2 separate regions of the Mus musculus genome follow, and region 1 is linked to region 2. The links are chromatin loops, found by intact Hi-C in ENCODE. Cell type or tissue: gastrocnemius. All regions are shown on one strand.

Region 1 (8,000 bases), 74 kb after region 2:
GGGCTGAGTTGTGTTTGCCTCTAAATTCTTTTTTAAATTTTATTTATTTAATTAATTTATTTATTTTCTTTTCGAGACAGGGTTTCTCTGTATAGCCCTGGCTGTCCTGGAACTCACTTTGTAGACCAGGCTGGCCTCGAACTCAGAAATCCTCCTGCCTCTGTCTCCCGAGTGCTGGGATTAAAGGTGTGCGCCACCGCACCCGGCTGCCTCTAAATTCTTATGTGGGGACTCTAACCTCCACTACACTGGAATGCTACTGCACTAGAGCCCTTAAAGGAGTCAGCTGGGGAAACACATGGGAAGGAAGCTCCTTCATCTAATATGTCCTTTCGAGGAGGAATTTGGATACAGACAGGTCCAGAACAGAGACCAAGTGGAGATATAAGGACAAGACAGGCAAAGACAAAGACAAGGAAAGAACTCTCAAAAGACAGGACCCGGGCTACCATCTTTTTTTTTTTTCCATTTTTTATTAGGTATTTAGCTCATTTACATTTCCAATGCTATACCAAAAGTCCCCCATACCCACCCACCCCCACTCCCCTACCCACCCACTCCCCCTTTTTGGCCCTGGCGTTCTCCTGTACTGGGGCATACAAAGTTTACGTGTCCAATGGGCCTCTCTCTCCAGTGATGGCCGATTAGGCCATCTTTTGTTACATATGCAGCTAGAGTCAAGAGCTCCGGGGTACTGGTTAGTTCATAATGTTGTTCCACCTATAGGGTTGCAGATCCCTTTAGCTCCTTGGGTTCTTTCTCTAGCTCCTCCATTGGGAGCCCTGTGATCCATCCATTAGCTGACTGTGAGCATCCACTTCTGTGTTTGCTAGGCCCCGGCATAGTCCGGGCTACCATCTTTAATTTGTAAAAGGTTTATTAATTTTTATTTCATGTGTATGGTGTCTTGTCTGTATCTATGTTTGAGCACCGCGTGTGTTCCTGGTGCCTGTGGAGGCCAGAAGGTTTGGGTCTCCTGGAACTGGAGTTACCATGTGAATGCTGGGTACTGAACCTTAGTCCTCCAGAAGCACAGCCAGCGCTCTTAGTCCGGCCCCTCCTGCTGCCATCTTGAGTTTGGACATTCAGAACTGTGGGGAAACAAACTTCTGTTGTGTCACATCCGGCCTGTGGCATTTTACTACAACGGAGGGTGAGGCAACGGGAAGCGGGCTAGAGAATGACCAGTCTAGGCACGAGGCTGCTGCTGGTGCTGGCTGGAGGCTTTAGAGCTTAGGGCAAAGTCATGTTTAGCTGCCTCTCTGGATAGAAACCAAAGAGAGATGGCGTGACTGCTCCCTTCAAAAAGAATTCCTCACTTTGTACGTGATGCCCCTGTTGCCAGGAACGAGATTAGCAGTGATGATAAAGTCCCTCTGAGAGCAGGACTGTCAGTGGGAAAGAATTGTTTTATAAACATCTCTTTCGCATATAACGTTTTAGCGTGCTCATCTCAGGAAGGCCATACTCGGGGCCCTCTGCAAAGGGTTGCGTGGAAGGGACCGGGCGGAAGGATCAAATGAACACGTGAGCCGGCAGCTAAACTATTGTACTCATATCTCAGAGAACCAGAAACTTCGGACCATTGCTAGCCTCCCGCTCTCCCTCCTCCTTCCTTATCTCTCTCTTCCCTTTTACCTTTTCTTCTGCCCTTTCTTTTTGATGTTGCCCTGGGGATGGGACCCAGGGTTCCCGTATCGGGCCTCCTCCTTGCATGACCTAGGCAAGCACCCATAAGACTCAGCTATGCGCCCAGCCCTCTTCTTGAGAGAGCCTTGCTAAGTCATCCTGTCTGGCTTTAACCCCACATTATACAGCCCGATCGGGCTTTGACCCTTCCGTTCTCCTGCTTCAGCTTCCACCAGGCCTGGCCCTTAAATATTCCTTTTTTTTCAATGTATATTTATTTATGATCTGCGAATGGTGGTGCATGCTTGGCCTTTAATGGCAGCACTTGGGAGATTGAGGCAGGAGGATCAGGAGATCAAAACTACCCGCAGCTACAAGGCTACAAGTTGAGGTTGAGGTTGAGGTCAGCCTTAAGACTCTGATTGCTCTGTGTGTGTGTGTGTGTGTGTGTGTGTGTGTGTGTGTGTGTACACACACAAAACAAACAAACAAACAAACAAACAAACAGAATAAGTGTCTGCCTATTTTACCTGTCCACTTCTGACAAATACTTAAAACGAAGTCTTACTTCCTTATCTTTGGAGAATACATTTTTTTTCGTTACTTTTATTTTTTATTCTTTGGAAATACGGTCTTGCTATGTGGAACAGGCTAGCCTGGAGCTCACGGCAATCCTCCTGTCTTAGCCTCCCCAGTGCTGGGATTGTGCCCTTACACTTACGTGTTCTCTTGGTCCTTCCAACCAATCTCTTTCACACACCACTGAACCTTTTACAGAGGGCTGTAATACACCCCCATGCCCAGCCAACTAATTTCTTTAAAAGGTTATGTTAAGCCTGGGTTTGGGAAATAAGAAGATCTCACATCTCAACAACACCCACCCCGACCCTCAAGCCCCCATAGTTTTGTAACTGTCTGCACCTGTGGTGAAAGCATGGATTTACCCGTTTTAAGACGAGGATGCTTGAATTTTAATACTCTGCACGCAGGCAACACTCTTCCAACACCCCAGTGACTGCTTTCTCTTGCTGGGAAGACGTTCTGGGGGTTCTGTAGCATGTGTGTTCATGTAGTATTTACATGTTCATGTAGATCATGAAGATTGTGTGATCAGGCTCTGCGAAAACAATATGACCAATGGAGAAACACATTTCTGTTACTCTTGGTTTTCCTTGTACAGTCTGTTCGTTGGTTTTCATCAAAAACAAACAGAAACAAACAAACAACCCAGAGAACCAGGCAGGGATCATGTGGAGTAAGCCCGACAGGCTGTCTTTGCAGCTGATTGCATTCAGGACGACTATATTATCACTGCTGGGTAATGTGAGAGAGGCAAGGAAAAAGTGGCCCAAGGTTTCCTGCCCATTTGCTTCTAACTGAACACAGGAAAGCTGGGGCCAGTCTTGTGTCGCATACCAGGTTCTTGGTTATACTGCGCCATCCGCAGTAGCAACAATAAGGAAGAAGCTCAGATGCCCATCAACATGTAGACAGGTAAAGATAAGTGTGGTGAGTCTCTCCCTTCCCCCGGGAACCTGCTGTGCACAATACTTCTCCTTAAGCCTCCTGCCATTGTATGCCTGATCAGCTGTGCCATTAAGGGACACATGCATGTTTTGCTTTTGCCTGTTGGAAACTTTGTCTGGATTTTTTTTTCCCTTCTGTGTACAACAAGGTCCTAAGACATGATCATGCTTCAGATGCCGTCGGAACAAAGTGGCAATGAGAACGTTCTATTCACTAATGCTGAAGTTTTAGACCCTACAGTTCATCTGTCCATCAGTCACTTAACATGAGTGGAGCCAAGGTCTGTGGTTGGGGACTTCTAGGGAAGAGGCCAGAGGCTCTGTATCCTTGTAGCTTCCTGCCCTCAATCTGTCCTCCTCCCTGCCTGTTACGGATCTGTTACCATAGCTGGGTAGTCAGTCTTGGAGCCTATGCTGACAATCCCAGTGACTAGAGCACCTATCCCAGGCTCAGTCCACAGTAAGCATTTCTAGTTGTATTCAAAGTCAAGTCTCCCCTCCCCCTCCCTTTATGTTGCTTGTTTTATGCTAGGGAGGAATAATGCATAGAATCATGGGAGTGACTACATATGGGCTGGAGAGATGGCTTAGTGGGTAAAGGCATTTGCCACCAAGCCTGGTGACCTGAGTTGGATCCCTGGACCCACGTATTGGAAGGAGAGAACAGTTGTCCTGTGACCTCCCTGCTGCAACAACAACACCTTCCCCAAATAAATAAACAAATGTATTAAACTATCTTTGTTAGGATAGTTAGATGATTGCAAATTTATCAGAAAAGTTGCTATTGTTTGAAAGCGAGCTGGCTGGAGAATAGCTAGAAATCAGTGAAAATCCAGTTGAAATTTAATGAGATTTTTAGTCTATTTTAGCATTGTATGTGCATATATGTGTGTTTGTGTACATATGTACATATATACATACATGGATATACATACATGTTTGTATGTGTGTTCATGCTTATATATTTATACACACCAACCAAGTTTGGAAGAGATAATTTGCTGCAAGTATCTGGAGAAGGTACCTTATACCTGTAATCCAATGGTCAGGTACCTAAGGCAGGAGAATTGCTATGAGTTTGAGGCCAGTCTACACTTCAGAGTGAGACCCCTTAAACAAAACAGAGCCAAGTGTGATGAGAGAAGTCTGTTATTCTAGTATTCAGGAGGCTGAGGCAGGAGGATCAAGAATTCAAGATTAGCTTTGACTGCTGTCTTACAGTTTCTATTGCTGTGAAGAGATACCATGATCATGGCATCTCTTGGAAAGGAAAACATTTCATTGGGGCTGGTTTAGAGTTTCAGAGGTTCAGTCCATTGTCATCATGGTAGGAAGCATGGCAGCATGCAGGCAGACCTGGTGCTAGAGAAAGGGCTGAGAGTTCTATATCCAGATAGGCAGGCAGCAAGGGAGTCACTAGGCCTGGCTTGAGCATCTGAAACTTCAAAGCCCACACCCACAATGACAGTGGATTTCTTCCATCAAGGTCACACCTACTACAACTAGACCATACCTCTTAATAGTGCCATTCCCTATGAGCCTACAGGGGCCATTTTTATTTAAACCACAGCAATGACATAGGGAATTTTAGGCCAACCTGGGCTACCTGTAGTTGCATCTCAACAAATGAAAAGCAATAATAACAAAAACAAACAAAATAAATATAAGCAGCAGCAAAATAACAAACAAAAACAAAAGAAAAAAAGTAAACATAATTCTATTGGTAGGATTTGAATATTTTTACTAGTTTCTTTATTAGGGTTTAAGAAAATAAATATCTACAAACAGTTCAAGCAGGAAATATTTGAGAAGCACTGAGGGAGGGTCAGAAGTGCTGACAGAGTCTCTTCTTGTGCCCAGATTGTGTCTAAGGTGGGTCTCAGCCAGCATTCAGATGTTCTAGGCCCACGTTAGGGGCTGGTTACCTGAAGGTGTCTCACTTGCGTTTATAACTTGTTTGAGTTATAAGAGTCTGTTCCTATGGCTAGGAAATGAGTAGGCTGGTGGCTGTCTCAGGCAGGGTCCCCTTGCCCAGCCTGGGAACTCCAGGAATAGAAGGGGCTGCTTCTATGTGAGGAGACATAGGTATGTGTGGTGTGTTTGAGGCTGAGGGGAGGTGGTAGAGAGACAGCTGTAGCTCCTGCTCATGTGAGCAGGACTGAGCTGCCTCTCCTTGGTGTCTCCCAATCCCAGGGTAGGAGTGCAGGCATCAAGAGGGCTAGAAACCTCGACAGCACGCACACAGGTGTCTTAGTAGCTGCTTCAGATTGGTACTCATTCAGTATTGACTGTGTTCAGCCATGACACTCCTCTCTGTCTGTCTGTCTGTCTGTCTGTCTGTCTGTCTGTCTCTCTCTCTCTCTTCCTTCCTTCCTTCCTTCCTTCCTTCCTTCCTTCCTTCCTTCCTTCCTTCCTTCCTTCCTTCCCTCTCCTCTTCCTCCTCCTCCTCCTCCTCCTCCTCTTCCTCCTTTTTTGATAAGGTTTCCCTGTGAAGCTCAGTCTGGCCTTAAACTTACTGGGATCCTTCTGCCTCAGTGCCCAAGTGTTGGAGGCTTCAATCTTTTCTTTAAAAAAAAATTATTTTTGTGTGCGTGCATATGTACCTTTAAGTACTGAGCTATCTCACTGTCCCTTTGATTTTTGTTTGCCTTTTACATAATCATTTATTGTTACCTTAACACACACACACACACACACACACACAATTTTATGTGTCTTCTTGACCAGGCCACAGGATGCAGAAATAGTTGCTCTATTATTCTTTCTCTGTGTACTGTTTGGCTTTGTTGTTGTTGTTTTATTTTTTTTTTTAAGTAAGAGCCGCTGGGTGGCCAGAAATTCACTGTCAATGTCTCGAGTGCTAATCTAAATATTTGTGTTCTTGAACAGCACTTATTGAAATCAGAAGACGCAGTAAAGCAGACTCCCCATGCCAGAAGTATGGGTCTCACCCAGTCCCCTGACAGCCTGAATGGACCCTTCCTCCAGTCACAGAGAAGCCTTCTAGCTGGACGGACTTTGACCTGGAACATCAACCCTTTCCTGTCTGCACCCTTGACACTGGCTCTTCCTGGGTCTCCAGCCTTACCTCTACCAGGCTTCAGACTTAGACTAGAGCTCAGTCATCAACTGTCCTGTATCACCAGCTTGCTGACTCACTCGCAGGTCCCAGAACTGGCCGGTCTCTGTAACCATGGGAGCCAATTGCTCACCATAAACCTTTGTATACATACCTGAAGGTAAACACATACACAAATCCATTTGCTTAGGTCGCTGGTTTGGGGCTACATATCTTGATTTGAGATCACACACACTGTATTGATTTTCCTTCCTTGGAAATTCTTGATTGACGCATTCAATGACTATTGATTGAATGATGTATAGACCCATGGGTCTGGGCTCTCAGCCAGAGATGGAGCGTGAATAAGACACTCTAGCTTCCGGTCCTTAGAGAGTTTGTACTTAGATGGGTGGGAGGGGCTTAGCCATATCACTACAAATAATTAATGAAAATTACAATAAGTACCACAGCAAAAACATACAGATAGCTGCCGGCTGGTGTGGCTCTCCAGTCCCAGGTACTCAAGAGACTGAGATAGGAAGTTTTCACCACAGCAGCTGAAGGCCAGTCTGGACAACGTGGTGACACTTTGTCTCAAAAGAATTAGTGAAAATAGAAAGAGCTGAAGCACACAAGGGAAGGGCCTTCACCTACTTTGGGTTTCAACGAGACTGTAACAAGAGAGCTCTGTGTGTGTGTGTGTGTGTGTGTGTGTGTGTGTGTGTGTGTGTACGGAAGGAATGTGGTAGGAAGGAGTGACTGGTTAGTATCCTAAGTGAGGTAGTAGCTTGTTCAGCTTCCTTAGTGGGGACATCGACTTGGTCAGCTTGATGCTCTAGAAAGGAAAGAAGACAGTTGTAGGAATTCAAAGGGACGAAGTTAGGCCAACCCACAGGCTATTTGTTCCCTTCTTGATCCCTGGGGAAAAGCCCGTGGAAGACTGCGTTAAGCACTTGGTAGAATTCTCCATCCTAGCTTGGGACTTGCTTTTTGGGTGTTCTAAAATTATGAGTTCAATCTCCTTAATGGTTATAGGAATATTCAAGTATTTGAATTATTGGGTAAATTGTGCTGTTTTTTTTTGAGTGATAGTTTTCTTTTTGTTTGGGAGAGTGGGCATGTACCCGGCCTCAGAACACTGGGATGGCTTCTTGGTGCCAGAGACCTTGTTGATCTAAAGTGTAGTCTTGTGCAGGGCCTGAGGTCAGTTACAGTCATCACATTACTGTTCTTCAGCTCTGCATGTCCCCCAAGCAGAGAGACAAGCAAGTCAGGGATATGCATTCCTGGTTCTCAGAGTATTGTAGGGAGATAGCGACGGAGATGGCAATGAAAAGTGCCCTCAGATCCTCGTCTTGGTCACTGCATCAGCGAGGATCTGCCGCTGCATGGAGCCATTACCACTGAAAGGCACTCTGTGTATGTGTATGTTTATGTACACAATACTCTCACATACATTTTGTTTATGTGTATGTATATGCACACATACACATTATATATACATTATATGCACACACACATATTCTGTATATGTGTATGTATATGCACATACACACTCTATATGTGTAGGTATATGCACACACACTCTGTGTATGTGTATGTGATACAGTCACATACATGCTGTAATATGCATGTATATACACACACATTGTATATGTGTATGTACATGCACATACTACCACACACTCTGAATATATGTATAGATATGCACATACACTCACACGTGCACACACTCTCACATGCACTCTGCATATAGTGCATATATCACTTTCTTAAATTGTGGG
Region 2 (8,000 bases):
AACCGGGAGACTGCCAGAGGTTAAATGACAACTGATCCCCACCCCCTGTAAAGGCCGGCAGGGTTTATTTGTTTGTTTGGTTGGTTGGTTTTTTTTTTTTTTAATTGCATTAGGATTCCTGACTGGGGCCGATACTCTTCCCGGCTCTGGTTTTAGTTTTGCCTTTTAAGGAGCCTTCATTTTCACCATGCCTTACTTTTGCTGGATTTGGACTTTCCTAAGCTATCAAGCTCTACAGCAGGCTAGCCCAGAGGGAGGCTAGATGCTTCATTTGAACCACCGATCCAGATCCAAGACAGAACTGGTGTCCCTCTCAGATTTTTCGAGACATGGTTTCTCTGTGTAGCCCTGGCTGGCCTCGAACTCAGAGATCTGCCTGCCTCTGCCTCTTAAGTGCTGGGATTGAAGGCGCGCACGCCACCACTGCCTGGCTCGCTCTCAGACTGATTTGCTCATGCACCTGGATGCAACCCAGGATGGAGTTGCTTGATTCTATGTCCCACTTTGCTCTCAAATCCCTCAAAAGTCTAAAATTGAAATGTCCTTCCTGTCTTGCCTGGTGTGTGACCTCTGAGGTGCTGTTTTCCCTGGAGGCTTTGTGTGTGGTAGGCAAGCAAGCATTCCACCACTGAGCTATTCTCTACCCAAGGTTCTCACGTTTAAAAAAAAATCATTCCCCTTTCTCTGCCAACCCAAGCTGCTCTTGCAGACCACAGCCCCGAGCCATCCTCCTCTTCTATTTGGGGTGCTAGGTCCCTCCTTTCCCATTTACTGAAGTTCCAAGTGACACACACTGGGCTCCTAAACCAAAGCACACAGAGAAGAAAGCACTCCAGGCCTCCGTTGTTATTTCCCCCTGTTTCATCTAATCTTCCATACGACAGTGTATGTTCCTTGCCAGCTCAAACTATCTTTACATCCACTATTCAAATACATATGCAAATATATTCAACGAGAGCCATTTCTGGCTACCAACTCACCACGTCACCGTCTTTTCTTTGCCTATGGAGAGAGGAGCCCAGGATTGAACCCAGGCTCCTGTGTTCGAGGCAAGCTCTCGACCATGGTGCTATCTCCTTTAGCAACGCTTCCAGCAGAAACAATTTCCAAGCACACACACACACACACACACCAATCCACCTACCTGCTTAAAGTCATTTATGGACATATACCTGTGGGCTGGTCTGAAGGCTCAAAGCCACACTGAAGCTGACAGGCCTCCACAGGAAAAACTAGCCAGAGAGGCTGCTCAGATACACTGAAGACTTAAAAACACGGGGAGTCAAGTCCTGCTTGTTCTGTGACCTTGAGATATGTTACTTCTGTGCCCTAATTTATATGCCCTGTCACTCTGTAGACCAGGCTGGCCTTGAACTCAGAGATCAGACCCCCTTTGCCTCCCACATGCTGGTAGTTATGGCGTGCACCAGTATGAACCACTACTATAAGAAAAACCTGTTCGGGCTGGTGAGATGGCTCAGTGGGTAAGAGCACCCGACTGTTCTTCCGAAGGTCCAGAGTTCAAATCCCAGCAACCACATGGTGGCTCACAACCATCTGTAACAAGATCTGACTCCCTCTTCTGGAGTGTCTGAAGACAGCTACAGTGTACTTACATATAATAAATAAATAAATCTTAAAAAAAAAAAAAAAAAAAAAAAAAAAAAAGAAAAACCTGTTCTCAGTGGGCATCAAGGCTCTCGCCTATAATCCCGGCACTCAGGTGAGCCAGCCAATGGGGGCTCTCCGTAGCCTTTTAGGATCAGATGGTAATTAACTTTTTTTTTTTGAAGTTACCCTCATCTTTAAAAACATACATTTAAATGTTCTAACCAGGACCTACAACTCCTTAACCCAATAAATAAGCAGTTTTTACCCATTAGCTGGAAGGGTGGGACAAGCAGCTTTGGTCTATCCTTGGATGGCTCGTGGTATCATTTCAACAGGGAAAGCCCACCTGTAGCTTTCCCAGACATCTTACTGTGCTGCTAAGAGTCTATTCCGTAATTATCACATAATAGAAAGAGCCTCAACTGTACACAACCACAGAAGTAAAATTTCCAAAGAGCCAAACCAGATGCTGAAAGTTGGCTGTGTGCTCGGGAGAATTCCAGCGTCTTCCCTCAGAGCATATCCCCTAACAAGTTGATTCACCGGGGTCCCCCAGCCTACAGGCTCCAAGAGCCAGCGCTTTACATAATGGGTTTCTCTAATACTCCCCAAGCCTTGCTCATCTCACTGTATTTAAAAATACTGGTCTCATTTTGAAAACAGGCTGTAGCAATGATTTTACAGCAACTTCCTGGAGAGAGAGAGAGAGGAGCCCAGGATTGAACCCAGGCTCCTGTGTTCGAGGCAAGCTCTCGACCATGGTGCTATCTCCTTTAGCAACGCTTCCAGCAGAAACAATTTCCAAGCACACACACACACACACACACACCAATCCACCTACCTGCTTAAAGTCATTTATGGAGCTCTTGTCAAGACTGCCTTGCCAGACACACAATTTAGATAATTTTGATTTCTCCTATCCTCATAGCTTCCCCTAGGGACACACACAGATACATCCCACCCCCAAACAACCCCCCACACCCCCAGACACCCCCCCCCACATACACACAAAATGGGCCCTGAATTTCCAACTGTGTATTATGGCACAATCTCAAAGGTAACTTAAAAGGCTTTCAAGTTTAGCCTCACAAAACACGGAGCACCCGACTGCTGAGCAGAGGCCCTTTACCAAGAGGCCAGCTTTCTGGGGTAGGAACTACATCCCTAACTATGATTGCTACCTAATTCTGTCATCTGGACAAAGAATTTCTGCTCAAAGCCGTCTTCTCACCTATAAAACAGGGCGGACCAGTACTACCTCCAAGTGCTAAAAGGATTAAATGTAACACTCCCGGGTTGCACCTAACTCATTGTAAACGCTCAGCTAAAAATCCGATAGAGCAGTGAACAGGTCAGACTGGATCCTGGGTCACTATTCGCTATTACATGTTTTTATACTTAGTTTGCCTTGCCCTAGCACGGCACCTCCTTCAAAGACTCCCCCCACCCCATGATAGACTGCATTTAAGGCTTGTTGGCCTTTTTTGTCCTTTGTGCACTTTTAAAAGGTCCTATATTCCGTTCTCTTCTAAGTAGACTCAGCTCAAAGACCTTTCTCTAGAAGTTCCTTCGGGATTTGGGTTTAACACTTAGAAGCTTTCAAATCAACCTTTAAAATAAATAAATAAAAAGCAAAAGCGGTTTAAAGATCCTAACTTTCAAGCACGCGGCTATCTGTTAACCACCACTGAGTGTACGCTGTCATACTTATCATAACTTCAGGGGCTAGCAATAAGGAAGCCATTAGATCCCATCTCCAGTTTTATGCTTGGTGCTTCCCTGGACGCGGCTACAGAAGCAGAACTCAGAACGCTAACTTTTTTTCCTCTATCAGTTCATTTTAGGCGTGGCAGCGCTACAAGATTTCCCCCAGCTACCAAGTGACTGAACTATCCAGAGCAGGATGAAAACGGAATCATTTTAAAACCGAATAGAACTGAAGTGAAATAAAATAGGCTCTCCCAGAGATTACTCCAAAGGTCCCTATCCGTCCAAAGCAGGGCGAAGGGTCGGGTAAAATCACACGCCGCTCCTTCCCAGATGTCAAGTCACACCGCAGAACAGCCTTGAGAAACCAGAAGAGCGAGAGATGGCCGGGCTGAAAAGGGCAACTTCGCCCCGTTCCTGGCCTATCTTGTCCCTTCTGGCGTCATTCCACATCTCTCGCTGGCCATCTTTCGGTCGTCAGAAAAACTTTAAAAGCGGAGTCCGCTTTGCAAAAGGAGGTATCTACGTAATGAAGCCAACAGCTTGCGACCTAATGGGAGGTCTAAAAGGCAGGCTGGCGAACCCCGGAGGCCGATCTCCAGCTCCGGGCGTGGGGGTTGCCGGTGACCCGCAGGCCCGGGCGGTGCAGGGGGGTGCGGGATGAAGCCCGGTCGCCAGCCTTTGTCCCCGCGCTTACCTCGTCCTCCTGCTCGCTGCGGAAGCACAGGCAGGCCGCCCTCTTCTTGAAGCCCTCGCGGTCGTACGTCCGCGTCTGGTTGGGCTTGAACTTCATCCTAGAGCCGGGCTCCTGCAGCCGCTGCTCCGGCCGCCACCGTGGGGACCCGGCCGCCGCCACCCCGCCGGGGAGTCGGGCCGAAGGAAGTCGCGATGCTCGGGCGCCGGTGGGACGGGCGGCGGCGGCGGCACGGACACGGACGGCGAGGCCGGGCGGCCGCCGGGACGCGGGGCGGAACGCGGGTCACTGCAGTCCGGGCGCAGCGGTGGAAGCGCCGCCTCTGCTCCGGCGCCCGCCGCTCTCCATGGAGCCCGCCGCCGCTCGCAGCCACTCCTTGCTTGCACCCGCCGCCGCCGCCGCCGCCGGGGGAAGAGCGCGGCTCGTGGCTCGTGCCACGCGGAGACAGTTGGAAGCGACGGTGCAGACCGGGCAGAGACGCCGAGGATGCGCGCCGCCCCCTTCGCCCGCATTTAAGCGGGGCTCCCGCGCGCGCGCGCCGGCGCGCTCCCTCCTTTGGGCGCGCCAGTGCGCCTGCGCGCCAGGACCGTTGCCGGGCGGGGGTAGGGTGGGGAGCTGGGGGCGCGGCTTCGACCAGCCGGGGGGCGGGGCTCGAGGCCTAAGTCTAGGGCTCCGCCAGCTCTGCCCTGCCCGCGGGCGAGTGCTCCAGAGGCCTTTTTTTTTTGGGGGGGGGGGTGCGCTTTGTACAAGGCCAGGGAAGGGAAGCGAGCAGAGACCTCCTCGTTCTCCGTTTTAGAGGTCCGATAGAGTTCCCTTTAGGGACGGACCCCAGTACTGGGTCCTGGAGCCAAGGTCCCCGGAGCCATGGCAGGACTACTGAAGCATCGCGGTTAGCATTGCTTGTGAAGGCTAGGAAGGTTAAATTCATTGAGTTCTCTCTCTCCTCTCCCCTTCCTTCTCCCTCTCCCCACTTCCTCTGTTTCGATGAGAGTGCTTTTATGTGCTCTTGAAGAGTCAGCTGAGGCTTTGAAGTGGACTATAGCCAGTTGTCTGTGTTGTGGCATCCCCACCTCCGCTGACCCTCCAGAGTGCATTCATGAACACTGGTTATGGCTGTTATTCTGTGTGTATCTCATTCTAAGTAAGGCCATAGCAGTAAATCAGTGGGATGTTTGTTGTCTGGAAGCTTACAGTTTTAGGCACTTGGAACAACTCCCAATATTTCAGTGCTATTGAAGAGCCAAGATAGAAAGTAGGAGACCGGTGGGCAGTGGTGGTGCACGCCTTTAATCCCAGCACTTGGGAGCCAGAGGCAGGCAGATTTCTGAGTTCAAGGCCAACCTGGTCTACAGAGTGAGTTCCAGGACAGCCAGGGCTATACAGAGGAAACTCTGTCTCGAAAACCTAAAACCATAAACCAAAAAAAAAAAAAAAAAAAAGAAAGAAAGAAAGAAAGAAAGAAAGAAAGAAAGAAAAGAAAGAAAAAGAAAAAAAGTAGGAGACCTGACATCACTGGAATTCAAGAAAACCCCTAATCCAAATCAGGTGTGGAATCCCAGGTATGTGATCCCAGCACTTGAGAGCCCAAAACAGAAGGATTCGGAATTCAAGGCCATTCCCTGCCATTTAGAACTGGTGAGACTAGACTGGTCTACATGAGACCCTATTTCAAAACCCGAACTCCTAACCTACAGGAGCTTCACTTCCCACAGAACTGTTTAGACAGCCACATCCGTTTTGTTTTTCATTCCTGGAAGGCCTCCGGTGTGCCAGGCTCTGGCATCTTACAAAACCGGTCAGACCCTGCCCCTCCAGTCGAATAAGAACCTAAGAACAGAGAATTAGTGACCAATCACGGGGCGGAATATTAAATTGATTTGGGAGTAGTGGGTCTCGCAGATCTTTGACCAGAGGGGAAAGAAGCAAGCATCGAAGGCAGCTAAGGCAGCAAGGGGAGGAGGGGCTGAGAAGACAAAAGAGTCAAATTCTCAGGAGCCTAGAACTGGAGTTTATGCAAAGGTCAGGGAGGGGGCAGAGCTCTTAGAAATGAAAGAAGCCAATGTGGCTGTAGAAAGGACCGGAAGCTGATACCGCAAGCAGGGTTGTAAGGCTTCACTGAGACGCATGGTGAGCACTCTTTGGTGCCTGCCTTTCCCCGGAGCCTAGCAGATGCAAGTTTGGAGAGTGAGTTCATGTTGAATAGATGGTTTAAGGAATGAAGCTTCACCACAATTAGAAATCAAGTCTGTACAGAGACATTTTTCCAAGCTGTTCTTACTGAAGCCACTTGAAGTTCAGGATTTACAAACACATTTATTAATCTAGGGATTCCAGTAGGACTGATACCAGGTGCTACTTTTAGATGAGTGCTGTTGATAAAGTGGCCTTTTTATTGTGTTTTATTTGGAGCTAGGGTCTCATGTAGCCCAGGCTGGCCCAGAATTCCTGATCCTATCCTTCAAATGCTGGACTGCAGGAATGTTCCCACATGTCTGGCTTTACGGTAATCCTTTTGAATGGATGAAGAAGAGTCAAGTTCTGCCTGCACAAATTCTTCAATGATCTGGCTTCTAGACGTGGGTGCCCAATAAATTATCGGCTGAACCATATAGTGATTTACTTGTCTCATTTTTTTAATATTTATTTTATGTGTATAGATTTTTGCTTACATGTTTGCATACATACCTGCACCATACATGTGCCTAGTGTCCTTGGAGGACAGACAAGGACATCAGATACTCCTGAAACTGGAGTTAAGAATGGTTGTCAGCCACTGTGTGACTGCTAGGATCTGAAACTGGGGTCTCCTGAAAGAGTTGCAGGTGCTCCTAACCACTGAGCCATCTCTCCATCCCCTTTCTCGTTTATTGGTTCCAGAAGATGTAGCGTGGGCTAGAATTAAGGAAAGGGAAAAGGAAAGATGTTTGGAACCAAGTTGTTGAAGGGAAAAAGCCAGGCAGAGATTTGGTGAATGTAAGCAGGGGACACCGTTTTTTCAGCTTCCAGGCACTGAAAAGAAATATATATATTGGCTTCAGCTCCTACAAGTACCAACGAGTACATGTTTGGGTGTCTGCGCCTAAGCGGTTCCCAGCTCTCAAATGGGTAGACTGATTTGTTACATTCTTGCACAAAGCTGGGAGACTGAAAGTGCTTTGAAGTTGTGAAGAATCTGAAGAAACAAGCTATCAACAAAGCACTTTTTGTTTGCTTTTGTTGTCTTTCAAGATAGGGTTTCTCTCTGCAGCCCTGGCTGTCCTGGAATTCACTCTGTAGACTGAGTTGACCTCAGACACAGAGATCTGCCTGCCTCTGTCTCCTAAGTGCTTGCGCCACCACCGCCCAGCTCAATAAGGATTATAATTGTTGCTTCAAGAAGGAGTCTTTCTTGGGACTCAGGCTGACCTTGAACTCTCTGGCTTCTGGCTCAGTCTCCCTGGCGTTACAGGCCAGTAGTTTAGGTTTTACTGCAGGGAAATTCTTATCAGAGAACTCTCTGAGTTCCCTCTACCTTCCCCTACTCAAAGGCTAGAAGAGTATTCAAGAGATATTTGCAGAAGACAAGTTTAACATGGGATGGAGGGGGTTAAATATTGTAATGTTATTTAAACTGGAGACTCTGTTGTTGTTGTTTATCTGTGTAACAGAGCCCTGGCTGTCCTGGACTGGATTTGTAGACCAGGCTGGCTTTGAACTCACAGAAATCCACCTGCTTCTGCCTCCCAAGTACTGGGATTAAAGGCATGCGCCACCACACACGGCTAAATTGAAGACTCTGAGTAGTATAAATCGCCTCCTCCTTCCACACTCATGCATTCTTATTTATTTACTTGCAATTGTTTGTGAGAGGCCCAACAAAAAAAGGAAGCTCGTCTGACTAAGATGGGGCTAAAGGCCAGCCACAAAGCCAGGTCTTCATGTGCCCTTGTCCATTCTTGGGAATCAGGGAAGCTCAAATCTCCTAGTTTAGTACTGTTTAACGAGTATT

Evidence for each region. A loop is a pair of places that touch in the nucleus more often than their neighbours do. Peaks named below come from ENCODE experiments on the same cell type or tissue, not always from the same donor. Only the 100,000 strongest peaks of a DNase experiment are listed, where the experiment ranks them.
Region 1: a loop joins it to region 2, with 2.3 times the contacts of the local background. A loop is called at or near these places in 4 of 42 quality-filtered maps.

The regions. Positions count from the first base shown.
Region 1 is chr10:95,633,320-95,641,319 of GRCm38, forward strand. No RefSeq gene overlaps it. Among named protein-coding and RNA genes, the nearest start is that of Gm33336, 5.1 kb to the left of the region's middle. In gastrocnemius, no CTCF peak of the experiment used is centred here; no DNase peak of the experiment used is centred here.
Region 2 is chr10:95,559,647-95,567,646 of GRCm38, forward strand. It overlaps Nudt4 (nudix (nucleoside diphosphate linked moiety X)-type motif 4), which reads right to left and starts at 4,500. Exons shown (of 5, transcript NM_027722.5): 1 at 4,016-4,500. The coding sequence starts at 4,111. In gastrocnemius, no CTCF peak of the experiment used is centred here; DNase peaks (open chromatin) are centred at 3,787, 4,030 and 4,581; H3K4me3 peaks cover 5,251 bases; H3K27ac peaks cover 5,871 bases.